Linked DNA regions of Mus musculus: region 2 is linked to region 1. A link is a loop called in an ENCODE intact Hi-C map of the cell type or tissue named here. Cell type or tissue: gastrocnemius. All regions are shown on one strand. Each heading gives the region's core, and the rest is flanking DNA. Links, peaks and the distances in the headings are about the cores only.

Region 1 (15,775 bases), core at 3,770-11,769:
TTTGAACTCAGGACCTTCAGAAGAGCAATCAGTGCTCTTAACCGCTGAGCCATCTCTCCAGCCCTGCGTACTTTATTTCTTTAGCATCTATTTTTTTCCTTTTGTTCCTCTTGGGACAAGGTCATGATCTTCATGCCTCTGCCTCTGGAATCCTGGTGTTACAGGCTTGTATCGCCATGCCTGGCATATTAATGCACATTTATTGTAGAAAATTGAGAAGCAAGGGAAAGAATAAAGAGGAAAGAGCCAGGGCACCTACAGCCCTCTTCTGAGGTAGTGCCTTGAAGGTAGCTCCTGGGACCTAGCTGTTACTTTGAAAACATTGGCCCCGTAATCTTGTTTAACATTGTAAGACAAAATACTAGCATATTAGAGTTGTAAAGGTGAAGGAAGTGCTTTTTTTTTTTTGGTTTTGTTTGTTTGTTTTTCGAGACAGGGTTTCTCTGTGTAGCCTTGACTGTCTCCTGGAACTCACTCTGTAGACCAGGCTGACTTCGAACTCAGAAATCCACCTGCCTCTGCCTCCAGAGTGCTGGGATTAAAGGCGTGCGCCACCAAAGGAAGTGCTTTTTTTTTTTTTAAAGTATTTTGCTATCTTTAAAATTTATTTTTAATAACTTGTCTTTGTGTTGGTGCGTGTGAGTGCAGGCGCCCTCTGGAGGCTAGAGGTCTTGCAGTTTCTTTCCTTTCTTTTTTTTCTTTCCTTTTTTTTTCTTTCTTTCTTTCTTTCTTTTTTTTGGTTTTTCGAGACAGGGTTTCTCTGTATAGCCCTGGCTGTCCTGGAACTCACTCTGTAGACCAGGCTGGCCTCGAACTCAGAAATCCGCCTGCCTCTGCCTCCCAAGTGCTGGGATTAAAGGTGTGCACCACCACTGCCTGGTAAACTATGTGTTCTTTAATTTGCTTTCCACTTTTCTAAATAAAGTTGGAAAATGGGCTTTTTTTTTTTTAAAGATTATATAGCCCAGTTGTTTTTCTTTTTACTAGTAAAGAAGAGTTTAGATGTCACACTCTCAGTAGACATGCTAGCTCACATGTGCGATCCCAGCACCTAGCAGGTGAAGCAGGTGGATCAGGAGCTTGAGGACAGCCTGGGTTACATAGCATAACTCAGTTTCATACCACCAAGGGCCGTATTTCAGGGGTATAGTGCTGAGCTAGCATGTGTGAGGCCTTAGGCTCTTTGTCTCTCTGTCACCCTACCCTAAAACAAGCAAAACCCAAACCTACCAGGGACCATGTGCTGTCCCGCTCATTGCTAATCTCGGTGTCTAGCCCAGTTCATGGCCTTTGGGTTGTTCATAACCCTCTGCTCATGAAAACATCAGTGGCTTAATGACTAGATGCATCCATTGGGCTAGCTGAAGACACTGAACAGCGAGGATGGAGAGTCAAGATTGAACTAGCTTTTTTTTAAATTTAATTTAATTTAAAAAATTTTTTCCCTCCACTTCTTTTGATTGAACTAGGTTTTTTGGTGTTGTGCTTTTTGAGACATTTGTGCAACTTCTTATTTTGGTTTCCATAGTGTTTGGATTACAGACATGAGCTATCTTCCGTAGTGTGAGGGTTACAGTGCAGCCCTTTCCTAAGATAGTAGAACAAGTATGTTTTGCTCCTCAAGACTTTCCAAACATTTCTGCTCCAGGTTGACGCATGTACGTGGTCACTCATGCATTGCTTCTTTGTGCTTTGCTATGCCTGTAGTTGAACTTAGTTTTGCATACATACCAGGCAAGCACTCAGCCACCTTGCCACCTCAGACCTTTTTGGTGGTTTTGTTTTGAGACTCATTATGATTCCTGGGTGGGACTTGCTTTGTAGATCATGCTGGCTTTGAATCTGGAGATAGCTCACACTTCTGAGAGTGCTGTCTTCTTGCTCTGTTCTTCCTTGGGAGAGAAGAGAAAGGAGCATCCTTCTGTCTTTCCCTAGGACCCCCAGTGCTGTTTGCTTTAAGGGCTGTCTGTGTGACCTGATGAATGGCCAGACCTGCCGTCTCTACTCTTAAATCGTGGGGTTTCCCCATAGGAATCTTTAGTTCAAAGCAACCACTACAAGGACAATGGGCAAAGATCATGAACAATTTAGAGAGGAAGAATCTGGTTTGCTTTCAAACTTAAAAAGATGTCTAATGGCTTTCTTTTTCTGTGGGGGCGGGGATGTTGGTGGTGATAAAACTATAATTATTGTAATTTTCAGTTTATCAGTTTGGCAAGGGGCATGAAATAGAAAAGTAGACACTTGTATATTGCAAAATTTACTTGAGTGTAAATTTGGTGCAGTTGCTTTAAGGAGCACTTCGGCAGTTTGGAAGGGTATTTTGTGGTTTTGTTTCTCAGATAAATAAGCACCTACTTTGATTCCATAATACGATTTTTTTGTGGATTTATTCCATGGGCTTACTTGTACAGTACACTAGTAAGCACAGGTGTTCTTACAGCAGTCTTGATGGCTGCGGACCAGAAACAGTTTCTGCAGTCATTTGAGATAATTTCTTCTAAAAACACAAGCGAGGGCTGTGAGTGTTTGATTGATGGTCCTGGGCCTCAGTGGGGGACGATCAGGATGGTTTTGAAGGGCCAGCAAGATGGCTCAGTGGGTAAAGGCGCTTGCTGCCATGCCTGATGACTTGAGTTCAAGCCCCACGATCCACACGGTGGAAGGAGAAAAATCTACTCCCTAGACTGTCCTCTGACCTCTGCTGATGTGTAGTGACACACACATTCCTCCATACATATAGTAAATAAATAGATGAAGTAGTTGTGTGACTGACTGTACTACATGTTATTGGTACACTTAAGAAGGGTTGTTACATTTTTTTATTATGTTTTACTAAGATGGGGATGTGCATGTATGTACATGCATGAGTACATGCTACAGCATGCGTGTAGGAGTCAGGACAAGTTAACAGGAGTCCTCTCCTTCCACCGTGTGGGTTCTAGGGATCAAAGTCAGGCTTTAGGTTTGATGGCAAGTGTCTCACCCAGGTCACCTCAAAGGCCCAACAAAGATGAATTTTTTGATGTGCAGATTCTTCCCCAGTTTAGGAGACAGGGAGGGGCACCCCTTTTTGGGAGTTAAAGAATGTGTCTGGAGACTTGAAAACAGTGTAAGAGCACTTGCTGTAGAGTATGAAGACCTGAGTGTGAATCTCCTGCACCCGTGTGGAAAGCTGGGCACACCTACATGTCCCTCTGACCTCCACACTGGGGGAAAAGGGAAAGATCTTGAGAGCAGTTTAGCCAGCCTAGGCCAAGCGCTGAGCATCCAGGCTGGTGAGAGACCTGGGCTCAGCACTGAAGTGGAAAGCCATAGAGGAGGACACTTGATGTCCTACTCTGGCCTCCACATGCACCTGGACACTCAGTGGTGTGCATGTCACACACACACATACACACACACACACACACACACACACACACACACACACACAGAGTGATACATCTGTAGTGTTATTTGTTGGTGGGGTATTTCTGAGTGTGGTGACATGTGAATCTGGTTAGTGTTGTTTTCTGAAACGGGGACAAGGAAGGACAGGGAAGTTGGTGGGGCAGAAGGGTAAGGGAGTGTTAGGCCTCCCTGAGATCCCTCTCCACTTGATGTATGCATTGTCCTTTGGCTTAGGCTCTGTAACTTCTCAGGGCCTAGCAGTTATCCTGTATTCCCTCTGCCTCACTCTCCATAGCCTATGATTGGAGATTCATATTGTTTCTATATTTTCTAGGAAATTCTTTGCAACCTATGGATCTGGTCAGAAAGCTTTTGATCTCTTCAACCCAAACTTCAAGTCTACCTGTCAGCGGTAAGCATTTCCCAGGCCCAAGTAAATATAGCCCCCCCCTCCCCGAAGGTTCAGCTGTTGTTTCTAGGAGGGGTGCACCTCTAGGCAGCTCTCTCTGGGCCCTGCTTGGTGCTGGGTAGCAGATGTCTCTGTAGCCCCAACACAGGCCTAGTATGGGCTGCTTGGAATTCTAGGTTTGTGGAGAAGTACACAGAGCTTCAGAATCTTGGAGAAACAGATGAAGAGAAGTTATTTGTAGAAACGGGGAAGGCTCTGTTGGCAGAAGGCATCATTTTAAGAAGAGTTCGAGAAGCAAGGACTGTGAGTACCTAATTGTCAAAGCTGTTCTTGTTGGGCCGGGGTGTAGCTCCATAGTAACATGTGTGCTCACTAGTGTGTTTGTTCACACACACACACACACACACACATACACACACACACACACACACACAAATTTCAATTGGTATTGTCTCTCTGTCCATAAAATGGGCAGGGTAGTTTGCTTTCCCCCAATCCTTGGCTCATGCCTTAAACTCCAGGTCACATACTGTTGTATTGAATATCCTGGGTTCTGCGGCCACTGCTTGGAACAAGTGAGTTGCTGTTAGGCTCCTGAGGATGTAGTTCTATAGATGTTTGTGTGCCTGGTCACTGGTACACTGGCAGCATCTGAGAGGCATGCTTGTTCCTGGTCCTGTAAGCAAGATGATGGTAGTCACATTCTCTGCAAACCCTCACAGGTCAGCGTGAGACTCCAAGCTTCATCAGAAGGACATGAGCCTCAGGAAGACGATGACCTGGCGCAGCGGGGGCAGGTGAAGCAGGAGCCAGAAACAGCCCCGTCCCCTCCCTGAGGCCCTTCAGCGCATGAGCACGCCCATCACCGCTGGCCCAAGCTGATGGACTCTGATGGCCTCCATCTCTCAGGCACGTGTGCCTTCTCTTAGTCCCTGTTTTCGGGATGTTATGAATCTCAGTACTGTGGTTTGAAAGCACCAGCTTTGTGAACTTTTATTTCAAGACATGGTTAAATAAAGGGTTCTCCAATGCTTACAAAGTAAATTTACTTTGAAACTGTAAATAACACCAGGAAGCCTTTAAAGGTGCCTTGTGCTGGCCTTGGGCTGCCGGCATCTGAACTCTTTGGGCTTCTCGTCTGGATCCCTCAGAATCCTACTTGGCCACAAGGTCCGGTCCCTCGGCCGTGTCTGCGGGTGGTGTTTGTACTTTTTTTCTGTAGAGCTGTTGACTGCATCCTGACAGGCACAGCAGAGGCACAGCCAACTCCTGCTGCAGTAAGACCGAGTGCCTGTTTGATGTGGACGAAGATCACACCCAGTCCTTGGATGTCACGGGTTGGGTTCATTGCTCTTGAGATGATCAGCATGGGCACACAGCTCATAGGCTGCCTAGAAATTGTTTGGTGACTGAATAAATGACCACACCTAGCTAAAGACTGACGTTTTCCTAGTCACTGGATTTCCAAGATGGCAGGGGTAGGGGTCTGATTCAGGTGGTCTTCCCCACAAACATCCTGCCGCCCTGGTACTGCTTCCTTGTGTTGTGTTACACCAAATAAATGCGATATCCTGTTGTGATTTGGCTCTCTATTTGTGGGTAGTTTCATCCAGCAGTCAAAAGTCTTAAAGCCTCTGGCTTCTCAGTGCAGTTCTGAGTGCAGGCCTTTCTCCATCCTGCACTGAAGGACAGTCTATATCCTGTCCACCTCTTGCATGTGAGTGTGGGTGAGTCTAACTGAAGTGTTTCTCTGCTGAGTTACCCACTGCTTCCGGCATTGCTGCTGGTTTATGGTTCCTCACACTGGGGGTGCGGGTGGGGGAATCTCACTTTGTGATGGAGAAGCAAATCTCCATTCAAAGACATCAGACACCTATTGGGTTCCATATCAGGTTAGATTTTGGGGAAAGGTGACCCTGGTTGCAGGGGTTATGGGTGAGACAGCCCCAAGGGAGGGAGAGCTGCCCCAGCCCCTTGTTCCTTGCCACCTATGGGACACTCAGGAGAGCTGGCCCCAAGGTTATCAGAGCCAGAGAGCTGGCCCTGCCCCTCACTGCTGCAGCCCTTGGGAGATCAGGTCCTGCACCTTGCCTGGGCAGCACAGTAGTGCTGTCTATGGTGGCCTGGGTGTAGGTGAGGTGGCCTGAGGGTATGAGAGCTGGAGAATTGGCCCTACCTTTTGCTGGCTGCCAGCATTGGGTGAGCTGGTCGGGGCAGTGCTGGAGAGCTCACCCTGGGAAGTGTGGGTGTGGGAGAGATGAAGTCTCACCAACTCAGCTCCCACCCAGGCCCAGGTCCAGGGCTTTGAGTTATCCCAACACAACATCTACCCCATCTATCAATTGCTGGAGCACATGAAGAAGTCAATCCTGAAGATCCAAAGTTGTTGGATCTCCATGACACAGGGCAACAGCAGAGTAGTCCTGGTGAGGACCCAGTTTTGATAGTGTTGCAGTAAGCCAGAGGCCTTGAACCAGACTAATGACTGATTGCAACAAACGTTTGCAAGCAAAGAGATGTGGACAAAAGTGTATACTGCGGTACCCACTGTGACACAGATCCCCACCACCACCAGGGGCAGCTGTCCTACGCTCATGCCCTTGCGGCTGGCCCACATGCAACCCTACAGGCAGGGTCAGCTCTACTGTGCTGCCCAGGTGAGGTGCAGGGTCCGCTCTCCCGAGTGCTTCAGCTGGTGAGGGGCAGAACCAGATCTGCTGTCATGATCTCCAGCAGCCCACACACGCAACCCTGATGCCAGGAGAGAGTGGGTCCCTGGGGTTCAGCTAGCCAGCCAGCTTAGCGTTTGAGCTTCAGGCCAAATTACAGACCTGACTCAAAAAGACCAAGGTGGGTGGCACCTGAGGGCTGACACCTGAGGCTCACCTGGCCTCCACATGGCCACATGCGTCCACTCACACAACAGGAACTCGGTAGAGGCTCCTGGGCATGGGGTCCTCCTTGGATTAATCCTGGAATTCTTCATGAGGGAACATGGAAGGTTCTCTGCTGGAGTTCTGGCTACTTTATGGGTTCCTAGTTCTACCATCCTCCAACCGTATCCCTTCCAACCCCCAACGCAAGGTAGGAGAGAAAGAAGGCTAGAGGGGAAAGGGGGCTGTCGATCTCTTTAGACTACTTCCTGCTGACTAGGGGAAGTTGGGTTCCTTGGGGCAATATTGATCTTTTCAGGATATCTCCAACCAGCAGCAGTGGTGGGAGTGGGGAGGAGGGGAGAGCAGCCACTGTACCCCTCTGGAGCTCTTGCATTTATATCCTCTCAAGAGACCCCAAAATTCCAAATGTAAACTATCTGCAGCTGGCAAAATCACACCCTTGCCAGAGCATGAAGCAAATTACATCCCGCTGCTATGGAAAATCTGAAGCATCCCATATCCCACACCTCGGATTAAAATAAAAACATATTCCCGGGGCTGGAGAGATGGCTCAGTGGGTAAGAGCACCGACTGTTCTTCCAAAGGTCCTGAGTTCAAATCCCAGCAACCACAGGGTGGCTCACAACCATCCATAATGAGATCTGACGCCCTCTTCTGGTGCATCTGAAGACAGCTACAGTGTACTTGAATATAATAAATAAATCTTTTTTTAAAAAACATATCCCCATAATATTTCTGTTTGTTTTAAAAAAATATTTATTATATGTAAGTGCACTGTAGCTGTCTTCAGATACTCCAGAAGAGGGAGTCAGATCTTGTTACAGATGGTTGTAAGCCATATGATTGCTGAGATTTGAACTTGGGACCTTCTGAAGAGCAGTAGGTGTTCTTAACCACTGAGCCATCTCTCCAGCCCCCTTTCTGTTTTTAAAGAAACCAAAATTCTCACTACATGGGACCCCTCCTCAGCTTTTATGGTTTCAAATATCAAATGACGGCTCTACTTGGTATCTTTATGATTCAGATTGAGTGTCAACTTCCTGATGAACCCCTCCCCCCATAGGGACCGAACTCAGGTGCTTCATTGTGGTTTGTGTGCCAAGTCTACAGCCTGTGCCCAGCAGGCTTCCTGTGGCCTTCAGCGTCAAGCATTCCTTTCCTATGAAGAACAAACAAGGGCAGACGTTTTCACTTTGTAGCCGCTGAAGCATTGAACAGCTTTTCAGGAGCAGGGCCCTCCTGAGGGCTGGCAGAGCTGAAGCTGAAGGCAGGTGTCCAGGCTCCAGTGACTTTTGCAGAAGACAAGCCCGAGAAGTTGGGTCTTTCTGGATGCCCCCGTTTGTACTGGTGTCACCTTGTGCCCATCACAGCCACCAGCCCACGATGTAAGTGCAAAAGTTGCCGCGGCTTCCTGTTGTAAAGTGAGTTGAAATGATGGGTACACAGCTTCCTGGTTTTCTCCTGGCTATGGATCGCCGTTTTGAGGAGCGATGGGAAAGGTGTTTGAACAGACAGGCTGGGATCAGATTGTGATCGCCTTGGCAGCCGCACTGAGGAGTCTGCTGGGCGGGAGAGTGAGCAGGGAAGCCATGTTGTGGCTTCAAGTGTGAGTGTCCAGGAGACTGGTAGTGTGAAGTGAGAGCCAGTGGGGAAGGAATAAGGCTTTAATTTTGTTCAGGTGGGGGTTATAACCCAGTGCCCAAGTGGCAGGGATGACTAGGGCCCAGGTATTTAAGAAATGGATGAAGTCGCTAGTAAAGAAACAAGATGTAGAGCTGGGAGAATGAATGAGATAACGGTGGTGGTGGCAGTGGTGACAGTGGTGGAGGTGGTGACAGCGGTGGAGGTGGTGACAGCGGCGGCAGTGGTGGCGGCAGGACACAACCCGGGGTGTGGTATTTAGCCAGGGAAGTGTCCTCAGTTATGGATAGGACGAAGAACCCTAACCCTAACCTTAACCCTGACTCTAACTCTGAGGCAGCAAAAGAAATCCAAGCCAGGAGCTGAGGCGATTGCTAAATCAGTAAATGGCTTGACTTGCAAGCGTAAATAAAGTCCTGAGTTGAAGCTCCATGATCCATGTTTTTTTTGTTGTTTGTTTGTTTTTTAAAGTTGGGCATGGTAGTACACTTGTAATCTCAGTGCTGGGGAGGCAGAAGTGGGCAGATCCCTGGAGCTTGCTGGCCAATCAGCCTAGCTTATTTGGCGAATTCCAGCCTGTGAGAGACCTTGTCTCAAAAGAAAAGTGGGCGGTGCCTGAGAAAGACCCCCTGCTGTTGTCCTCACCTCACTTTGCATATATGTAATCCCATCACTTAGGAGGCCGAGGCAGGAGGGTTGCTGCAGGTTTAAGCCAGCCTGGTCTTTTAAAAATCACAGTTATTAAAGCGGGATGATAAAGCTCCGGAGGGTCCAGATGTGACCCACTTGGAGTCACTGGGCCTGCTCCATTCTCATCAGAGCTGGCTGTGACCAAGCCTGGCAGGAAGCTGAACTGGGTTGGCAGTTTTCCCGAGTCTGTCTAGAAGAGAGGGCACCTGACACAATGTGGCCCCGAGAGTGGAGGCCTGCTGCACAGGCCACTGCCGGAGCAGAGCGTGGGAGTGCGGTAGGGAAACGAGAGCTCTCTCTTCCCCGCTCTGTGCTCTGGAGGTCCGCCTCAGAGATGAGTCAGGTCCCAGCCTCATTGCGGGGTTAGCTGTGGGCTGTCAGGCTGTTTCTGTGAGCCACTTGGTGGAAGTCACCTTGGCTGGCGGAGGAAGGGCAGTTGCCCTCCTGTGGGAAAGACAGGAAATGATTTCCACGTCGCTCCTAGGGTAGTCCTCGGTGTGGCACACTGGCCTCTGATTGGATGCGCCTGGCTCCAGAGCGGTTTCTGTGGAGATGCTGAGCCAGGCAAGTGGCTATTGCTCCGACACAGTGAGTTGGTTGCTAGGGGAGGGTAAAGGAGGCAGAGAGTTGAGTGTCATGTCCCCTAAACATGTCACCATCAACTACCATTGCTTCCTTCCACCGGGAGATTGCAGAGGGAGTTTTTGTTGTTGTTGTCGACTTGCTAAGCTGACAATCACGTTGCATTTCAAGCTTAATTTTCCCCTTGATTGACGCCTTTCCTGGGCTCTAACTTAAACACCAGTCACCTGACCTTCTCGCTGCTCAGTTCTTTTAATTAAAAGATGGTTCCAAGCAACAACGAGTAGGGGTCCATTTATTATTTATCAAGCATTTGCCTTCCAGCAGTTAGTGAAAGGTCACTGGCTTCAGCGGATGCTTTGTTTTTGGTGAGCAGCTTAGATGAAAAAAGATAGACCGTCAATCTCGGCTCCCTCCTGTTTGCTCACTTGCAGGACACTGTTTAATAGTCATTGTGGCATTTAGGATTGCAGGCCTCGGAATCACGCAGAAAAGTGCATGTGCCTCCCTTGCCAGAACACTTCTCCAAAAGTAAACATCAGGTTGTGATTATGGTTAATAATGAGATATTGATTGTCTGAAAATGTCACTGCCCGGGAGCAGTAGGCTGCAGCACCACTAGGTGGCGCTGCGCTCTCGTGCTGTTCAACTAGAAACATTTTATTTCCTTGCCTCCGGGTCCCTTGTCTTTCAAGGTTGGCAAGTGTCCTTGTGAAATAACGTTCTGACTGAGATTTAGGAAGCTGAGGTCCTGGGGTGCTATTGGGATGGAGTAGAGATTGGAAGGAACGGGCCATGGGACAAATGACAGAGGCCTGCGGGTGTATGTGTATAGATAGGAGAGGGGGTGTGCAGCGCCTTGTACTATAATAGGAGCCGGAGAGGAGAGAGCTAACTCTGCTGGACCCCTGGAGACTCTGCCCAGAGCACTGCTTCCTAACCTTCTTCACTCAATGACGCATCTGCACATTTCATGTAGAGGGAGAAGGAGGGAGGATGTAGGTAGGGAGGCAATGAGGAACAGAAAGTCTTACCTGTGCTATCTTGTGCAGTGAGGGGAGTCAGTGACCCAGGAACCTCATCTTCCTCGCCTGTAAGAAAGCACCCATAGCTCCGCCTCATCGAGTTGTGGATGAGCCAGTAGCCGCAGCTGAGTCCTTGGCAGGACTAGGCCCTCGGTGCCTAGGTCCGATGTGGGGGAATGTACATTAGACTAAGGCAGACAGGAAGCATCGTGAAATCTCACCATTTGTCTAAGTACTTGCTCCCTCCATCCTCGGCCTCCAAAGTTACCACCTCTTTTGTTTGGTGTTTTGATTTTTAAGACAAGGGTCTCAGATAGGCAGTGGTGGTGCACAACTTTAATCCCAGCACTAGGGGAGGCAAAGGCAGGCAGATCTCTAGGACAGACAGGACTACACAGAAAAAAACCTCTGTTATTAAAAACCAAAAAAATCCCCACAAAGACAAGGGTCTCACTATATAGCCCTGGCTCTTTCCAGCACTGTATGCACCAATAAATAAATATACTTTTTTCCCCTTGTTTTTCAAGGCAGGGTGTCTCTGTTTAGAACTTACTCTATAGAACAGGCTGGCCTTGAACTCATAGAGATTCTCCTGCCACTGCTTCCTGAGTGGTGGGATTAAGGTGTGTGGCACCACTGCCCAACATTTATGTCCTTTTTTTTTTTTTTTTGGTTTTTTTTGAGACAGTGTTTCTCTGTGTAGCCCTGGCTGTCCTGGAACTCACTCTGTAGATGAAGCTGGCCTCGAACTCAGAAATCTTCCTGCCTCTGCCTCCCGAGTTCTGGGATTTAAAGGCGTGAGCCACAACTGCCCGGCATTTTTTTTATGTACATTTTTAAAAAAAGATTTATTTATTTATTACATGTAAGTACACTGTAGCTGTCTTCAGACACACCAGAAGAGGGCATCAGATTTCATTACAGATGGTTGTGAGTCACCACGTGGTTGCTGGGATTTGAACTCTGGACCTTCGGAAGAGCAGTGGGTGCTCTTACCCACTGAGCCATCTCACCAGCCCCTTATGTACATTTTCAAGTGAAGAATACCAAAAGTGTACTAGCAGGTTCTCTGCTCCTAGAATTTGCCCAGTGGTTGTAGCCTTCATTAAGCAAACAAACAGCAAACTTGTTTTTATTTAGTTACTTCTGATGGGGCAGGGAGAAGACAGAGAGGGAGAGAGAATGATGAACAGGAGATCAGGCCAGGTTGGCTTTGAACTCCCTATGTAGCTGAGTTCAAGGTATCTCCTGCTCCCACCTTCCAAGTGCTGGGATTACAGGCGTGTACCGCTGTGCCTGGCTTGCATCCGTGTCGATGGCTTTCTTATGTTTTCTGTTAGCCCTCAACATTCTGCTCCTACTTTTGCTGTGTACACTCAGGAGAGCTGACGGTAGAAGGCTCTGACCTCTTTCTTCTGTTGTACAATCAGAACATCGGGGCTCGTATCTGGACACTCATGGCTTCACGCACGTCACTTAGCCACTTTGAGCAACATCTGGCCCTGACACAGAGTGTGGAACTTAACAGGCACTTGCATGTGTCAAGGGAAGGAGCAAATGGCATGGGTGGCTCCCCATCCTGGCCACGGAGATGACAGGATCAATGCCAGGTCATTTTCAAGTACCAAAGAGGAACTAGATGCTGACTGCATTCCAACTTTGTAGAATGCCCAAGCTTTCTGCAGCTGCAGTAATAAAGATGGAAGGAGAAGGAACTACCCCAGACTGTGAGGGTACCCGACCCAACACAGAACAGCACTCACCCAGGGCTGATGGGTGGGAACATTCAGTCTAGGTGCAAGAATTCTACGGGAAAGGCTGGCTTCCCGAACCCTCTCAGGGTGCTTGGTTTAAACTCCAAATCACTCCCGTGTTATCTCTAAAATATTCACTGTCTTCTTAGAAGACCCCTGATGCTTTACCCCAGCCTCCCAGAGCTCTGCTGAGTGAGGCAAGTGGCCTTGCAGCCTATCCAGTTTGGCAGCCTGGATATCTACAGCCAGTACAAGGCCTTAGTGGGATGTCAACTGCCACCAGGGCCAGGAGTTACAGGCGAGTCTTACCGGAGTTAGCTTGTTTCACACCCTCAGGGTCAGCCTGCCTCCCGCCTGCCTCCAGAAGACCCGTTGGCTCTGGGGATGTCTCAGATGCGGCTGCTCACTCCTCTGTTGCTACCCAGCTGTGGCCAGCATCTCAGGATGCTGGGGTGTGCTCCTGCTCTGCAGACTATTTCTGTGTCCCGAGGAAACATCACGGATCCATCTTTTCTTTCACCCATGCGAGGATGCTCTGTTCAAGGAAACCCAGTGCTGCTCCTGAACAAGGGGAAAGATCTCCTTTCATGGCTTCGGTAAATCTGGTGTCTTGGTTTCCCAAGTTAGCTTTGGCTGTTACATTCAGTTAAAGTACATCTGGGCATAGCTTTGGTGTAGTACCCTCAAGCATACAATATATAAAATACAGGCCCATACACGCTACCCCTTTGCAATGACTAAACTTATTAAACTCAAACAAAGTATTTCTATGTAAATTCTCGGTCTTGTCCCCTTGTGCTGTCTTCTTGGACGAGGTGTTTATCCTTCCCATTATTGTTATCTTCTGGGGCCTGAGCAATGGCCCAGTGATGAAGAGCACTTGCTGCTCTTCTAGAAGCCTCGTGTTTACTCTCCACTGCCTGTAACTCCAGCTCCAGTGGATCTGATAACCTCTTCTGGCCTCCTCCGGCACAAGCACATTCATCTACACGTACACATACACACACTGGAAGTAACAAGAAACCCTCAGCCCGGTGTGGTGGCACACCCCTTTAACCACAGCACCTAGAAGCCTGAAGCATGTGGATCTCTGTGAGTTTGACACCAGCCTTGTCTACCTAGCAAGTTCTAGGACAGCTAGAGCTACACAGAGAGACCCGGTCTCTAAATAAATAAATAAATAAATAAATAAATAAATAAATAAATAAATAGGAGCTGGAGAGATGACTCAGTAGTTAAAAACAAAACAAAACAAAACAAAAACAAACAAGAAAAAAAACCTGGCCGCTCTTCTTGAGATCCCGAGTTTGGTCCCCAGAACCCACACAGCAGCTCACAATCTCCTCTAACTATAGTCTCATGTCATCCTCATGGAATCTGACGCCCTCTTCTGAGTACATGCAGACAAAATGTACATAAAATATGTAAACAAACAAATAAAATAAATTTTTTTTTAAAAAGTGAGTTGCCCTTCTCACTTATGAGCCCTTCTTGAGTAGTTCAGAGCTGAGGTTGCTCTGTCCTGGATGCTGCAAGGATCTTCACTGTGCCTGTTTCTTGTGTGTTTACAAGCAAGAACTCCCCGGGGTCTCTTTAGTGGGATTGCTGGGCTGGGCAGCCCGTCCTTAGCTTTCTGAGCAAGGTGGTTAGTTCTGGGGTGTGTGTGTGTGTGTGTGTGTGTGTGTTGATTCCACTCACTTTACATACTACTTTGCTTACATCTTGTTGGGTCTTTCATCCCCTTTACTCTGATGTACCCAGTGCCTTTGTTTTCGTCATACTAAGGATTTCTGTAAACATCCATTCCTTCACTTTTGCCTTTGTTCGTTTGTTTGTTTGTTTTAACAAAGCAGCATTTAGATAAATAGAGATTCCACAAGTCTCCATGGAACAAAGAACACAATATAGAGAGGAACCCGCCACCAGGGCACGACCCTGAACCTGAAAACTTTGAGGCCGTCAGGATTAAGATAGTCACCACAGCACTAACCCTGGGGAAATGGTCTCTTCTACCTCTAGTGTGGTGCTGGGACTCAAACCCAGGTCCTCTGGTATGCTAGGTTCTACCCACTGTGCCACACCTGTAGCACTTCAGAGTGCTTTCTGCAGTCCGCCAGCTGTCTGCACAGTCTCACTCAAGCTTACAATAGCTCCACTGTTATTCAGCACGCCACAGTCTCTGGTGGGAGGATGTTCTGGTGTGATTCGGTGCATAAGGGTGCTTGCCACCAAGCCTGGCAAATGAGTTTGATCCCAGGACCCACATGGCAGAAGGAGAGAGCTGACCCCTATAAATTGTCCTCTGACCTCCGAATTTACACTAGCATAATAAGAAATAAATGATTTTAAAAAAGGATTTATTTATTTAATGCATAAGAGTACACTGTAGATGTCTTCAGACACACCAGAAAAGGGCATCGGATCCCATTACAGATGGCTGTGAGCCACCATGTGGTTGCTGAGAATTGAACTCATGACCTCTGAAAGAGAAGCCAGTGCTCTTAATGGCTAAACTATCTCTTCATCCCCCAAATAAGTGATTTTTAAAAATGACTTTAAGTGTATGTGCATGTGTGTTTGTGTGTGTGCATGTGTGTCTGTGTGTGCTCATGTATGTGTCTGTGTGTGGTGTGTGTGTGTGTGTGCATGTGTGTATATGTGTGTCTCTGTGTGCATGTGTGTGTGTCTCTCTGTGTACACATGTGTGTGTGTCTGTGGGTGCATGTGTGTGTGCATGTGTGTGTGCGTGCATGTGTCTGTGTATGCACGTGTGTATGTGTGTGTGTGCATGTGTGTGCATGTGTGTCTGTGTGTGCATGTGTGTGTGCGCGCGCGTGTGTGTGCATATGTGTGTGTGTGTGCGTGTGTGTGTGCATGTGTGTGTGTGTGTGTGCGTGTGTGTGTGTGTGTGTGTGTGTGTGTGTACTGTCAACCTTTGGTCGTCATTCTTCGAGAGCTGCTCACCTTGGTTTCTGATAATGGATTTCTCACTTAGCCTGGGGCTCACTGAGTAGACTAAACTGGAGGACCTGTGAGTCCTAGGGATCCTCCTGCCTCCTCCTCCCTGGCGATGGATGATAAGCATGAGCCACCATGCCCAGCTTGTCACTTGGTCATGTGAATGATCAAACTCAGAGCCTCATGCTTCGTCACCAGCAGTTTCCTGACTGAGCCGTCCCTCCTGGGCCCGTGACTGTAACTAAGGGCACTCCTGTTGGGTGGCTCAGGCTGCAGTTTTCACAGTGCCAGGTGGTGGTGGTAGATCCTTGGCATGGATTACAGAGTTGATGATGCTCAGGACTTAGGGGCAGGACATGCAGTGGCCTTGACCTCCTGCATGGTAAGCACCTGGAGTGTTTCGACACACAGGTTTAGGTTAACCAT
Region 2 (15,775 bases), core at 2,701-10,700, 250 kb before region 1:
TTGTTGGAGGAAGTGTGTCACTGTGGAGGCGGGCTTTGAGGTCTCATACACTCAAGCTATGCCCAGTGTGCCACACAGTCTCCTGGGACCTACCAATCAAGATGTAGAACTCTCAGCTGCTTTTCCAGCACCATGTTTCCATCATGGAAATGTTTCTTGCCATGATAATAACGGACTAAACCTCTGAATGTGTAAGGCAGCCCCAATTATGTGGTTTTCTCTATAAGACTTGCCATGGTGGCCGGGCATGGTGGGACACGCCTTTAATCCCAGCACTCGGGAGGCAGAAGCAGGCGGATTTCTGAGTTTGAGGCCAGCCTGATCTACAAAGTGAGTTCCAGGACAGCCAAGGCTATACAGAGAAACCCTGTCTCGGAAAAAAACAAAAAAAACAAACAAAAAAAAACAAAAAACAAAAAAAACAACAACAAAAAAAGACTTGCCATGGACATGGTGTCTGTTCACAACAATAAAACCCTAAGGCAGTCCTTTTCTCTTCATCTATTTCAAACCCTTCCTAAACACTGTGTACAGTGGAGTAGACTGTACATATGTTCTCTAGCTTGTTAATCCAATGCAAACCCCCCCCCACCCCTGGAGGATTTTAATACTTTCCATCTTTGTAATGAAAAACTTGCTGTCCCTTATATAAAAGGTGAAGGCTTTGGACTAGGATCAACCAGGGTTCAAATTTGGCTTATTTGATCTCTGAAATGGCCTGTGTCTTGCTTTGTCTCCAGCGTCTCAGTGAACCAGTACAAATCTTTTTCAGAAACTATTTTCAGATTTGAGGCTAGTGCTTCCTCTGACTTCAGCTACATGCATGTGCATGTATGTATGTACACATATACACAGGGACCCACGAGCCTTTAGTGACAGGAAGTACTTGGGATGACCTGTTTGCTGTGACTTTCTGGTCAACACAGGCAGCTGAGGGGGCACGCACCTCCAGAGGAATATAGGAGACAGTGTTCCTTCCTTTGCCACCCCTATCAGCACTGGGCCGAGTGAGACAGAAGAGAAAAGCAGCCACTGAATGAGCACCTACATACCACATGGCAACGCCATGTTCAGGACAGGTACTCCAGGCTGCACTTACAGAGACCAGGAAGGGAATCCTCAATAAACTTAAGTGAGTTGCCCGAGACCAACCCAGTGAGTGTCTGCAGCAAGATTCTCAGCTTGGCTGATGAAGCATCTTGATGCTGAGAAAATGCTCAAAGTATCACCATCCCCAGACAATCATTAGAGAAGCAAAGCTCTTAAAAGCCATCTGCCACCCTACTCCCTGCCCGTCCCCTACTGGCCTCCTCTGAGGCCGTCCTAGAAAACCACCAGACCTGACCTCACGCCTTCCTTAGAAATCCATCATGTGCATTTTCAGGATGGATTACTTACATCATGTGAGTGACGGACAAGCTTGGAGTCCTCTGCTCCAGCCTCACCAGGCCAGGCCAGGCCAGACCCCCCCTTACCATCACTCAGGGTCCACGTTAAAGAGCCTTGTCATATCCACAGGACAGGTAGTTAGGCAACGCAGCACTGGCTCTTAACACAGCCACCTAGAAGGGACATCTGTCCATCTCACTCATTTCAGCAGTCAAATCAAGGAGCATGGTTCACCTATAGAGAGGTACGGCTGGAAGGAACAAGAATATTCAGTGTCAACACTTATGGTTGCCCCAGGGAGAGGGGTCGCTCCTCGCTGGCCCCTGGCCTGACTCTCCTTGCTGCTTGCCTCACCTCCCCTTCCCTGCTGCCCACTGAGGCACTTCACTTTTTTTTATTTTATTTATTTTATATATGTATTTATTTATTTTGCATTATTACCGCTCCCCAAAGTCATGAGGAGCACTCAAGGGAGCAGCAGAGTCTACGTAGTTTTGTGGGTCACTGAAGCTCACTTGTTGAGCACCAGTCTTGGGTTGATATTTCAAGGGGTCTTAGAGTCTTAGCTAGCGTTGTATTGCTGTGAAGAGATGCCATGACCTCAGCAACTCTTATAAAGTAAAACCCTGGTGTCTCCAACATCTTGGGGTCTCCAAAGCAATCCAGGCTTCAACCTTCACAGTTTCACACAACGGCCTCTCTAGACCTCCAGACGGGGACGCCGCTGACACATGCCTGGCCTCAGCAGCTCTCCTTAGTCACGGAGGGAGATTTCATAACCCTTTCTTCTGCCTTTTTTTTTTTTTAAAGATATATTTATTTATTTATTTAATGTAAGTACACTGTAGCTGTCTTCAGACACTCCAGAAGAGGGAGTCAGATCTCTTTACGGATGGTTTTGAGCCACCATGTGGTTGCTGGGATTTGAACTCAGGACCTTTGGAAGATCAGTCAGTGCTCTTACCGGCTGAGCCATCTCACCAGCCCCTTTCTTCTGCCTTTGACTCTAAAGCCAGAACCGCATGGCCCAAGCTGCCAAGTTCTGCTGCTTTCTGGACCTGGAACACGGCCTTTGTTCCTGTTACATAGTCACCAGCTTTCTGTTTTCTATGGTTTCCTTCACTGCCTAAGCATGGGTGTTCTGGAGTTCACTCTGCAGACTGGGCTGGCCTTGAACTTAAAGATCCTTCAGCCTCTGCCTTTAGAGTGCTGGGACTAAAAGCATGCACCACCTTGCCTGAACCTAAGCTAAGCTTTTCTTCAGTTCCTTCTCACAGGTTGGAAGCTTAGCTGGGTGGGGTCTTCCCCCAAAATCACGACCCTCCTTATTCCGTTTAATACCAGGCTTTTCTTTGGTCCGTTTATCTCCTTGAACACAGGACTTCGCTGCATTCCACTTCCCGGGGGCCCCTTTTCTCCTTAGATTGTACATTTTTAATCTTTTTTTGTTCAGTTGACTCCTTTTTATTATAGATCCTCATCAGAATGAGCACTGATAACCACATGACACAGTCAATACTTTGCTTTTTTGAGTTTTCCTCTGGTGATGCAATTAATCCAAAACTCTTCACTTAAGCCTCAGGCAGACTAAAAGGTGGACAAGGGTAGAAAGCAGCCACATTCTTTGCCAAAATATCACAGGAATAGTTTCTCAGCCACATATTAATATTCTTCCCCTCTGAAACCTCTCACACCAGGCTCCGGTAGTTCAAATCTCCATCAGCACCAGTATCTTCCATATTCCTGCTGGGATGGCCCAGTAAGCCCCGTTTAAAGCATTCCACTGCTTTCCTAGTCCAAAGTCCCAAAGTCCACATTCCTCCAAACAAACGCACTATCAAGCCTATCACAGCAATACCTCACTTCTAGAACCAATTTCTGCCTTTAAAAAAAAAAAAGATTTATTTATTTATTTATTTTACGTATGTGAGTACACTGTAGCTGTCTTCAGACAACACCAGAAGAGGACATCAGATCCCATTACAGATGGTTGTGAGCCACCATGTGGTTGCTGGGGATTGAACTCAGGACCTCTGGAAGAGCAGTCAGTGCTCTCAACCGCTGAGCCACCTCTCCAGCTCCTGAATTTCTGTCTTTTATTAGGTTTTATTGCTGTGATATTGCATAACCAGGGTAACTCTTATAAAATGAACCATGCCGTACACCTTTAATCCCAGCACTTGGGAGGCAGAGGCAGGCAGATTTCTGAGTTCAAGGCCAGCCTGGTCTACAGAGTGAGTTCCAGGATAGCCAGGGCTACACAGAGAAACCCTGTCTCAAAAAAAAAAAAAAAAAAAAAAAAAAAAAAAACACAAAATAAATAAATAAATAAATAAATAAATAAATAAATAAATAAAATGAACCTTTATATTGAAGTTGGTTTACAGTTTCAGAGGTCCAGTCCATTGTCACCATGGTGGGAAGCATGGCAGCGTGCAGGCAGGCATGGTGCTAGAGAGGTACCTGAGAGTTCTACATCTTAATCCATAGGCAGCAGAAGTGAATGCCACACTAAGCCTAGCATGAGTATCTAAGACTTCAAAGCCTGCCCCAACAGTGACACACTTCCTCCAACAAGGCCACACCTTCTAATAGTGCTAGCCCCTATGGGCAAGCATTCAAACACGTATTCAAACCACCACAGCTGAAGGGAGTCTCTGTGGCCTGCTCTAGGACAAAAATATCACATAGACAAAAGACCTGTCTTCTCTCCCAAAGCTTTAGTGACAATGCCACAGTCTCTAGACCTTAACTGGAGACCACAGCATGGATAGACAGTGACAGAGACAAAGCACCTCACAGCTTATCTGAAGGAGGAGCAGGACTCTGCCTTGTGGAGAGCTGGCTGGTGGCTTCCCACTGTCTCTGTCTCCGCTCTCCCTGGGAAGCCGTCTTATAGTTAGTTACTGATGGAGCCCATCTCCCTGAACCAGCTAGACACAAGGCAAAAGGAGGTGCCTTTGAGGATAGGGACCGAAGGGACAGTCTAAAGACACTCATCTCCCAAAGTGCCTGAACTTTCTGCTGTCCAAGGTCATCCTTCGATCTAAGATTTCAGGCCCCCAGATTCCTGAAACTCTCATTTACTTTGTCTTTCTGTTTGTTTTTCTTTGGAGTCTTTTGAGACAGGATCTCCCTGTCTTGGTACGTACGTAGCACTGCTGGCCTGGAACTCACTATGTAGACCAGGCTGCCCTTGACCTCTGCAGGAAAGCTGCAATCCTGGGCTGTGGATCACTTACACTGTCTCTCTGGGCTCCTCACTGGACCCCAGCTGGGCCTGCTTGCTCTAGATGTTTTGAGTCAAACAAAACTACAAAATAGTGATCAGGCAACGCATGGACACTCGAGAGAGGGTGGGAGGGGCCACGATAGATCAGGATTGGAGACAGAGGCAGCTCATTAGCCACACTCAGAAGAGAAAAACAGTGTGGCTTTAATCTCTTGATTAAATTAGGGAGGAAATGGGTCTGGGTGGTGAGAAATCACATGGGGAAGTGGGTTAAGTGAGATGATACAGAGCTGTGTGCCAGGAAATGAGAGAAAGGAAACAGACAGACAGAGACTGAGACAGAGGCAGAGAGAGAGAGAAACTGGGAGGGAGACAGAGAGAGGCCCTGCAGAAGCCCATGGGAAAGAGAGCAGTTTAGTCAAACATGACAAATTCTATATGAGGAGTTGGAGGGGACACCAGGGAGCCATTGAGGCTTCTGGAACTATCCAGGCACAGAGAGGGAGGATTGCCTGACTTATCACCTGAGGCACAGGCTAGCTGGAGACACAGATGATCAGCACCTGGTTCTCTACACAAAATGCCTCCCTTAGAGTGTCCCTGAGCCCCAAAGGCCCTAAGGGGAAGGAACCCCCAGGGACAGGGTCTTGTGTTTGCTTGGAGAGGCTGTGGGAGTGTTAGGAAGAATTCAAAGCTGTGGTAAGCATCCTGCAACGGGGACCACGGTAGGGAATGGTCTATTCCTGGTGCTGAATACATCTACCTGTAGTCAGAACTACACACACTGCACACCAAGTATGTGATACAACGGCTAGAGACGGGGCAGAGGCAGGAAGACCCTAGTTCAAAACCTGGCTCTGCCTCCCATTGTGAGCTCTTAATGTCTGTAAAGTATCAATGACAAGATCTATACCCTGGTTTGCTGCAAGGATTAAAATAATGATAATGTCTATAAAAGATAACTTGGCTGTACATCCCCGCCCCTTCCGGCATCTGTGCAGTCCCGCATGACTATGAGACTCCTCCCATCACAGAGGCTCCTCCCACCACCGTTGGTCTGTTTCTCATCCTGCCCTTGAGGTGGTGGCTTGCACTAGCAAAGAGTAAAATGTTTCTAGAACAGCCTTGAAGAACGATGACAGCTGGCTTCTTAGGAGTGCGTGCTCCTAGAAGCAAGCCCAGGCTGGTCCGCCAGCTGATGAGAGACACGTGGCCCAGTTACCTAGGCCGCTCCAATCAACAGCCAGCAAACTCAGCAGTCTGCAGACTGGTGCCTCCCCAGCAGACCTCCCTCGCCTCAGGCCAACCTCAGAAACAGAGGGAACAGCTGCTGGTGTAAGGTATACGGTAAGATCCCGTTGATAGGTTCAGACTTCCACACAAGATGAAGAGTCGCCAACAGCCTTATCTTCTTGTCGAGCAATCAAAATAACAAGGCAAGAATCTGGGCACTGCGGGGAAGGCTAACGGATGACCACAACTGAGAGACAGGAAAATAAACAATGAGAGTCCCACCGTCCTGCCTAGGTGCGGATGAGGGGCAGCTAAGGAAGCCAAGGATTACTGAGCTCTGGAGAGTTAAACAGAGGCCAGAGGACCAACCAAGGTGGCCAACTGCTGGAGAGCTGAGTGCCACGTAGAGAGCAAGCCCCAGAGGTGTGCAGGGCCTCCGCTCTGGTATTCAACAGGACATTGATCAGTACATGTGTGTAACAAAACTATCTGACGCCCGAGAAAGGCGAGAGAGCCATAGCCACGTATTTCCTGCCTAGAGCCAGAAATAAGAGTGAGGGTGAGTATCCTTCCAAGCCTGCCTAATGAAAGCAAGGCCTGGAAGGACCAGACTGTTACCAGATAAGTGAGTAAGGGGGGACCTGAGTTCACTCCTCAGGATCCACGTTAATAAAAAATGGGACATGGTGACTTGGGTTTGTAACCCCAGCACCAGGCAAACCTCGTCAGGAGAGCTCCAGGCCAGTGAAAGATCTTGTCTCAAAAATCACAGTGGACGGACCGTAGAGATGGCTCAGTGGTTAAGAGCACTGACTGCTCTTCCAGAGGTCCTAAGTTCAATTCCCAGAAACCACATGGTGGCTCACAACCATCTGTGATGGGATCCAATGACCTCTTCTGGTGTATCTGAAGACAACTACAGTGTACTCCTATAAATAAAATAAGTACATCTTTTTAAAAAATCACAGTGGACGTTTCTTGAAGATAACCCCAGAGGTTAACCTCTGACCTCCACATGCACACACATAAAGTAAAAATACAGATGCAGTGCTCAGCAAATAACACATTCAATAAGTTACATTTCCACCCTTGCAAAAGCCTAGACAAAATGGCTTTTCCTAGCTGCACATCCGCTTAAGACTGTGGTTTAAAAGCCAAAACAGAGCGTTCAGGAGAGCATAATTTTCCAGGCTCTGGGAGTGGTTTTTAACACAAGAGTTCTGGTTCCAGCATGGCCTTGCCACCTGCGGCTCAGGTCAACCAAACCTCTCCGGCTCTGTGCTGCAGTATTCCTTCAGACCAGAAGATGGCGCTGCTTCTCCACGGGTATTCAAGTACATTCACGTTTTGAAGCTTGAGGGTTTGAGGGTTTGCATACCCAGGACAATGGTGCTTGCTAGGTAAAGCGAAACACAACGGAGGATGTGACCTCGTTTTCGAGAACCTTACATTGGAGTCATTACGAAATATGAAACTAGAACTTCTCCGGGTAGAAACGTCAGAAAGTGCTAGCTGCTGTAAAAACTTTCCTTCCAAAAGCCTAAGCTACTTTCCACAAGGCACACAGAGACCAAAACATTTTTTTTTTCAGGAGCTGGAGGGATGGCTCAGTGGTCAAGGCTGGCGGAGGATGAGAGTTCAGTTCTCAGCATTCACATAAGGCAATTCACGACCACCTGTAACTCCAGTTCCAATTCGGAAGTTTAGTCCATTATCATCATGACAGGCAGCATGCGGACAGACACGGTGCTGGAGGAGGAGGAGGAGGAGGAGGAGGAGGAGGAGGAGGAGGAGGAGGAGGAGGAGGAGGAGGAGGAGGAGGAGGAGGAGGACGAGGAGGAGGAGGAGGAGGAGGAGGACGAGGAGGAGGAGGAGGAGGAGGAGGTGAGAGGTCTACATCTGGATCCGTAGGCAACGGGAAGAGATGGTGAGCCACTAAGACTGGATGGAGCTTCTGACATCTCAAAGCCCCCCCGCCCCCCCCCGCCTCCCCCGCCCCCCCCCCGCCCCCAAGTAACACACCTCCTCCAGGGAGGCCACGCCTACTCCACCAAGGCCACACCTCTCAATAGTACGAGTCCCTAGGAGCCTCTGGGGCCATTTTCATTCAAACTCCCACACAACTGCAGATGGAAACCTAAACGTTAACCCAAATGTCTAGGGTTCTGTCCAAACGTTACAATTCCTACTTAGAAACCGGGTCTTAAAAGAAGTAGCAGGAAACCGAATCTGGCCCAGGGCAGGTGCTCTCGGGACATTTGCTAAAATGAGTGAAAGTTTCTCCTGCGTGTCACTCCACAACGCAATGGTTTCCATCTCCACTTTACAGGTGAGAAACCCAAGATTGTCCATAGGGGCCTGACTCAAACTTTGAACCTTTCTTTGTTTAAATGTAGGTGTGCTCTGTCTACCTGCCAGAAGAGGGCATCAGATCCCGTTTCAGAAGGTCATGAGCCACCAAGAGGTTGCTGGGAATGAACTCAGGACCTCTAGAAGAACAGCCAGAACGGTTGAGCTCCTGATCCAAACTTTAAACAGCCCAGAGGCAACACCCAGCCAGGCACGACCAGGTGTGATGGGCGTGCCCCTAATCTCAGCTTTTAGGAGATAACAGCCTTGCCCTCAGGTACACAGGTACTAGGAAGTGTTGGCACGTCCAGTGTTCATAACCAGTTGCATAAATAGTAACTAGTATGCATCTATATAACCATGAGGGCACTTTAAGGGAGATAAATGTGGCTTAAGGAATGAGGGTTTTTCACTGAATGTGTGCTGCTTTTACACATATGGTAGAAACGGTGAAAGACCTTTGTTGCAGAACTTATTGCCGGGCAGTGGTGGCGCATGCCTTTAATCCCAGCACTTGGGAGGCAGAGGCAGGTGGATTTCTGAGTTTGAGGCCAGCCTGGTCTACAGAGTAGTCCCAGGACAGCCAGGGCTATACAGAGAAACCCTGTCTCAAAAAAACAAAAAACAAAAAACAAAAAAAAAAAAAAAAGAAAAGAAAAGAAAGAGAGAAAGAAATTATTTAATCCCAACCCGGAGTTTCTACCCTGCATTTAACCCATTAGTTCCCAGATAAAAGAAACAGACACACACTGCCTTTATATTTACAATAAGCCTTAAACAGCACAAGAGATGGACAGTTGCCTACCTTCTATGCTATTAGAATCTACTTTCCTATCTATAACCTGAATTATTACTGCTTACCATGTTTCATCTGGGCTGCTCTTAACTCCACTTGGCCAGCCCTCAGGGCCAGGGTTTATGACTCAGCTAATCCTTGGCTCTTCTTTCTCCTGCACTACCTTCTTCTTCCTCCTCCTCTTCCTCCTCCTCCTCCTCCTCCTCCTCCTCCTCCTCCTCCTCCTCCTCCTTCTTGTCTTCTCCCCCAGCCCCAAGCCTTGGGAAGGGAACCCCATCTATGTCTCTTCTACCCAGCTATTGGCTGTTGGCATCTTTTTTCCAACCAGAAATCACTTGGGGCAGGGTCGCATACATCACTGGGGTCTGTGTGCAGACTCCAGATTTTGGGGGTTCACACTCAGCATTACAATAGACAACAAGACCAAACTTCAGCAGACCTTAAACCATCATATGGTAGAAGCTATCTTGATCGACGTAACTGAGGTCAGAAGTGTCATGCATTGTGGAAGCTACCACTCACTTTCTGGGTTTGGGTCCCAGGCTGTGTGAGTGCAAAGTGGACTTGAGCACAGTGGGCGTGCACGCAGCATGAATCCTCTCTCTGTTCCTGACTGTGGATGGGACTGTCTGCTTTGAGGTCCTGCCTTGGCTTCCCTGCAATGATGAGCTGTAATCTAGAACTAGAAACCAAATGAACCCTTTCTCCCCAGAGTTGCTTTTTGTTGGGGTTTTTTGTCACAGAGTGAAACGTAGCTAGAGACTGGTTCCCAGGGAGTGGAGTCATTGCTATGACAAGCTGTTGTTTGGCTTTTAAGGCTTTGGAACTTATTTTGTGAAGGAGAAGGGTCGGTTATGGACATCCAACCCTGAGTCCAGCTGGGAAAAGAACTTGGTCAGGGACAGAGACAGAACCCATTTGCACAACACTCTGACCAAGAACCTGGATTTATTCTAAGACCCGAGTCTCTGAATTAAGCAAAATTTAGAGATGGGACACCTTTGTTTGGCAGAGGGAATTCCAATATGAGAGAGTGTTCTGGCTGGTGCAGTAATCAGCATGGCTGAAGGGAACCTCAAGTGGTACTGGGAAGGATGTCTGAGGGCAAGGCCCCAACCCATCCGAGGCTCCATCTTTCAGGGGTCTGAATTCGTCTCAAGGAAGAAAGCCTAAATTGAAGGGGCTCTTGGCTCCTCAATAGTAACTCCCTGAGAACTCCAGGACCAACGCCAGGAAATGGCTACAGCTATGGTCTGAGTGGGTCAGACTCTATCTCAAGCTGGCCACACAAGTTGATGGTATCATAAGCATTATCCGCCTGGCACTGGTTTTGATGGCAAAGATGTGACTGACATTAAATGGATCACAGAGAGCAGCTGAGGCCAGACACTGTGTGACATGATTTTTGTTCCTGCATAGAGGCCCTGAAAGGATATTGTATGAAGCAGCGAGGGTAAAGCCATGGTAGCAATAGAGAACTTCAGAGTATTGGAGATGCCAGAACCATCGTGTATCTGCCAAGGAAAGCTGCAGGTGTGGAGTGCATGTGGTCCGAGCCTAAGGAGCCACATGTAAGGAGGCAGAGCTGGGGGGGGGGTCCCCAATCCTGTGAAAACCCAGAAGACTCTATTACAAGCTTCAGATGTTAGTCACTGGAACTACAAGACTTGATGTTTTCCCTGCTGGGTTTCCATTTTGCCTTGGGGTACTGTTCATTTGCTATGCACCTGGCCTTCCATTCTGGAATAAAAAAGTTTATAGCCAGGCAGTGGTGGCACACGTCTTTAATACCAGTACTTGGGAGGTAGAGGCAGATGGATTTCTGAGTTCGAGGCCAGCCTGGTCCACAGAGTGAGTTCCAGGACAGCCAGGACTACACAGAAAAACCCTGTCTTGAAAAAAAAAAAACAAAAACAAAAAGAAAAAAGAAAGAAAAGAAAAAGAAAGTTTGTATGTTCCATTGTATGTTGAAAGTATAAAGCTTGGGGGAGGGGAGGGCTACAGAGATAGCTCGGCAGTTAAGAGCACTGGCTGCTCTTCCAGAGGACCCTGGTTCAATTCCCAGCACCCACACAGCACCTCACAGCTGTCTGTGACTCCAGTTCCAGGGGATCTGATGCCCTCACACAGACATACGTGCAGGCAAAACACCAGTGCACATAAAATTAACAATAAAGAAAGAAAGCATACAACTTGCTTAATTTAATTTGGGCTCAAAGTTGAGAGTTTGGACTTTTAAAACACTGGAATTTTTAAAGACTGTTGAGTGCTGGCTAGTTTTATGTCAACTTGACACAAGCTAGAGTCATTTGAGAAGAGGGAGCTTCAATTAAGAAATTCCTTCCATAAGAAGGGGCTGTAAAGCAAGCCTGTAGAAAATCTTCTTTCTTTCTTTCTTTCTTTCTTTCTTTCTTTCTTTCTTTCTTTCTTTCTTTCTTTCTTTCTTTCTTTCTTTCTTTCTTTGAGTTATTTATTTATTATATGTAAGTACACTGTAACTGTCTTCAGACACTCCAGAAGAGGGAGTCAGATCTTGTTACAGATGGTTGTGAGCCACAGTGTGGTTGCTGGAATTTGAACTCAGGACCTTTGGAAGAGCAGTCAGTGCTCTTAACCACTGAGCCATCTCTCCAGTCCAGGACATTTTTTTTTTTGGTTTTTTTTTCGAGACAGGGTTTCTCTGTATAGCCCTGGCTGTCCTGGAGCTCACTTTGTAGACCAGGCTGGCCTCGAACTCCGAAATCCGCCTGCCTCTGCCTCCCGAGTGCTGGGATTAAAGGCGTGCGCCACCACACAATGGCAAGGACATTTTCTTATAGTGATTGATGGGAGAGGGCACAGCCCATTATGGGTGGAGCCATCCCTGGGCAGATGGTCCTGGATTCTATAAGAAAGCAGGCTGGTCGGGCAGTGATGGCTCAGGCCTTTAATCCCAGCACTTGGGAGGCAGAGGCAGGTGGATTTCTGAATTTGAAGCCAGCCTGGTCTATAGAGTGAGTTCCAGGACAGCCAGGGCTAAAAAAAAAAAAAAGAAAAGAAAAGGAAAGGAAAGGAAAGGAAAGGAAAGGAAAGGAAAGGAAAGGAAAGAGAAAGAAAAGAAAAAGAAGAGAAAAGAAAAGAAAAGAAAAGAAAAGAAAAGAAAAGAAAAGAAAAGAAAAGAAAAGAAAAGAAAAGAAAAGAAAAGAAAAGAAAAGAAAAGAAAAGAAAGGCTGGTTGAGCCATGAGGAGCCCTGGCTGGTCTGGAACTTGCTTATGTAGACCTGCCTGGCCTCAGCTTTCAGAGATCCAGCTTCCTCTAACCTCCCACTCAGCTTTCAGAGATCCAGCTTCCTCTAACCTCCCATAGGCTGGGATCAAAGGTGAGATGTACACCACACCCTTCGGATGAGGTTTCACAGGCAGATAGGCACAGGTTGTCACCTGGGTTGTTTTGATTAGCTTGGCCCGTGGGTGCATGGGTAAGGAGCTGTCTTGACTACGTTAGGGTGAGAAGAACTCAGTATGGAGAGCACCATTCCCTGGGTTCGAGTCCTGGGTTGTCCTGGGTTGTACCGGGTTGTACCGGAGGAGGGGCTAAGCACAAGCAAACGTGCATTCATTTCTTCCCCCTCTACTCTTGACTGTGCCTCTGACTCGGCTGCTTCAAGTCTCTGCTTTGACCTTGCTATGATAGCCAAATAAACCCTTGCTCTCCTGAAGTTGCTTTCGTTCCAGTAATTTACCATAGCAACTGTCAAGTTGGCAGAATCCGAAATAACCTAGAAGACAAAGCCTTCACGGGGTCACTGAGGTGGGGAGACCCACCTTACCTGTGGGTAACACCATTCCAAGGTTCATCTCTGCCTGACTGAGGGCAATGTGACTGGCTGCCTCACACTCCTGGGACTCCAAGCTGAAGCAAACCCTTCCCTTTTTTTTTTAAAGATTTATTTATTTATTATATGTAAGTACACGTAGCTGTCTTCAGACACACCAGAAGAGGGCATCAGATCTTGTTACGGATGGTTGTGAGCCACCGTGTGGTTGCTGGGACTTGAACTCCGGACCTTTGGAAGAGCAGTCGGGTGCTCTTACCCACTGAGCCATCTCACCAGCCCAGCAAACCCTTCCTTAAGAGCCTTTGTCACAGAAACAAGTAACCAATACAGTTAAAACGGGGAGGGGGGCGGGGGAAGCATAAGTTCAGGGCTTCATTTCCCAGTACAAACTGCGGGGTGACCATGTCTGCCCTGAGAAAGGACCTACCTGCTCCACACATTTCTGGGCATCTAACAGACAGCTTTTGAGGTAGCAAATGCCTTTCCCAGCACCTGCTTATAAAAACCAGAAGCCATTTGCTCCCCTCCCCCCCCCACCCCCACCTCACCCACTCTCCCCAACCCCCGTCAGCACAAGCGCTCTCCCAGTTTATCATCTAGTTCTTGAGACCTTGTCTTTCCCTTCCACCAGATGTCACTGCATGGTGGCATTATATGGGTAGGACCTAGTAGTGAGCACAGAGTAGCATTAGTAAGATATTTGTATTTCATGGGACAAGGGAATCCACCTGATAATGTCAGACTTTTTGTGGAATTTCTGGGGTTCAGTAGCCTGAGTCAAGATTTCTCTTCCAAAGTAAACAATACATTCTTGCATTGGGCCCTTTGTATAGCTGGGAGGTTGGCAGGGAGGGAAGAAAAAGAAAAACCTTAAGGACACAGTGGACCTCTTTGGACTTTGGAGGCCAGATCTTGGTCACTTTTGGCCGGGGGATTGCAGCCCAGAGGCAGACTGCTTGCCTATTGTGAGACCCTGGGTTCCATCCAGCATCAAAAAAAAAAAAAAAAAAAAAAAAAAAAAAAAAGTCCACCACTCGTGAGCGACTTGCTGAGTGCGCCATTCACACCCCAAGGGTCCCCACCACTGCTGGATTTGAGACCATCCCAAGAGAGGCTTCTCTGTCAGGTCTGGGCTGCAGTCCAGGTGCTGTCACTACCCAGGCTACCTGATCCAGGTGTTTGCCTTGCTGGGGACAGAGAAGCTGAGCCCTGAGGCTCCACTCAACAAGGCTTTGTGCGTACCCCCTTTTGTCTTGTGTATATATGCCATAACACTCACTTGCCTCCCTCTTCTCCCCTACCGTTTCATGTGTTCATAACAGCTAACTACATCACACCCGATGAAGTTTGCAGATGGAACAAAAAAGCAGTTCCCAGGGGCTCTGACTCATCTCCAGTTGTCCACAGGGTGGCAGTGCTCTGACAGGCAGAAGCGCGGCTGTTTGCCTCAATAGAGATTGGGTTTAAGGAGCTGTGTGCGGGACCAAGTAGGAAAGACAAAATTGCAGTTTGCTGGGAAGAGGCTCTGTGGCCTCAGCTAACACTATGTGAATGCGATTGTCCTGGATGATGGGGATCCCCGAAGAGATCTGACCTGTGGAGCTCCAGCCTGAGGCTCCCAGCCAGTCTGTCCTCACAGCCTGCTCTACAGGCTTCAGCCTTGCCTAGCCAGCCCCCACATAGACATAAGGCAATTCCTTGCAAGGGACTTAGCTAGATAGGCAACTAGTGGACAAGACAACCTACTAGGGTGACTGGCTGTTTCTAGAGTAGAAGTGACTTTGATATAAATCATCAGAGAAGATCTTGCTTCCTTGGAGGGCCAAAGGTTGGCTTTCACCAAAATAAGACAGGCATGGCCAGTCCCAGGAACTCAAAGGGTTGCTTTGATAGAAGAGTTAAACCATGACTCAGTGTTTACTGCGTTCATGTTCAACATGTAGCATTGTACCAGAGCATTACACAGCCACTTCTTTCGGTTTTTGTGACCTTCATATCATGTACCCCAATTCCACTCCTCTCTCCCCCTCTTCCCCTCCACCCCTGCAACCTCCCCATCAACAAAGAAAAGTTATCTCATTGTGGAAGCTGTAGTGTGGCACAGTGGCCCACAGTATACCCTTTGTCCACACTTCTCTGCTTGCATATGTTCATGGCAATGACTTGGTCTGGTCCAAGGCACCTGGATTCTGATACACTATCAATACTAGAACAGCACTGAGACTCTTCTCAAAGATCCTGTTGTTGCCCTGTGTCATGGAGATCCTGTAGTTTTGGATGTGTAGGACCAGCCCCTTCATGCACTCCAGCAGTTCATGGATGGGGTAGATGTTGGTTGGGCTGAGCCAATTCAAAGCCCTAGATCTGGATCTGAGAGGGATCTTAGCTGGTCAGCCAGTCAGCTCTCCTGCTTTCATGCCCTTGAAGGCAGCTCATCAGTGACCCACACACAGACACACAGACACACAGACACACACACAGACACACACACACATCCAGGGCCAGATTTATTGAGCTGTCCAGGTGAGGTGCATGGCTGGTTCTCCTGAGTGCTGCAGCTGGTAAGGGGCAGGGCCAGCTCTCCTGCCTGCCGTTGGTGGCAAGGGTCAAGGGCTTGCCCATGTCACTGCACATATACAGCCACTTTTGATGATGGCCAGTACCAGCTTCTAACTGGTTAGAAATACCACCATTCCTAACACCAATGCACTACAGAGGGGAACCTACTGGCTGCCGAAGAGGGAGAAGTCACCTTCCGTAGTAGTTCTGGAATACTGAGTCCTGTGAAAGCAGCTGGATTGGAGGTTGGCCAGGTATGGTCCAGGCAAATCTGGACCCCATCTGCACGAAGGCTTACTGGAAGAGTGATGTTCACTTATTTACAGACTATCACCACTTTCTGCTACAATGGCAGTTCAGTAGATGTGGCAACCTCAAGATACCCACACAAAAACATGA

The links. A loop is a pair of places that touch in the nucleus more often than their neighbours do. Peaks named below come from ENCODE experiments on the same cell type or tissue, not always from the same donor. Only the 100,000 strongest peaks of a DNase experiment are listed, where the experiment ranks them.
Region 2: it touches region 1 in a loop (5-fold over the local background); 12 of 42 quality-filtered maps call a loop at or near these places.

What each region holds. Positions count from the first base shown.
Region 1 is chr11:88,206,126-88,221,900 of GRCm38, forward strand. Mrps23 (mitochondrial ribosomal protein S23) reads left to right here. Exons shown (of 5, transcript NM_024174.6): 3 at 3,728-3,805; 4 at 3,979-4,105; 5 at 4,525-5,382. The coding sequence ends at 4,638. Among named protein-coding and RNA genes, the nearest start is that of Mrps23, 9.6 kb to the left of the region's middle. In gastrocnemius, for the core only: a CTCF peak has its summit at 7,361 (motif pointing left); DNase peaks (open chromatin) are centred at 7,883, 8,212, 9,249, 9,488 and 1 more place; H3K4me3 peaks cover 925 bases; H3K27ac peaks cover 1,216 bases.
Region 2 is chr11:87,960,654-87,976,428 of GRCm38, forward strand. No RefSeq gene overlaps it. Among named protein-coding and RNA genes, the nearest start is that of Dynll2, 19 kb to the right of the region's middle. RefSeq lists an enhancer at 4,908-5,952. In gastrocnemius, for the core only: CTCF peaks have their summits at 7,157 (motif pointing right) and 8,275 (motif pointing right); DNase peaks (open chromatin) are centred at 7,151 and 7,902; H3K4me3 peaks cover 1,014 bases; H3K27ac peaks cover 457 bases.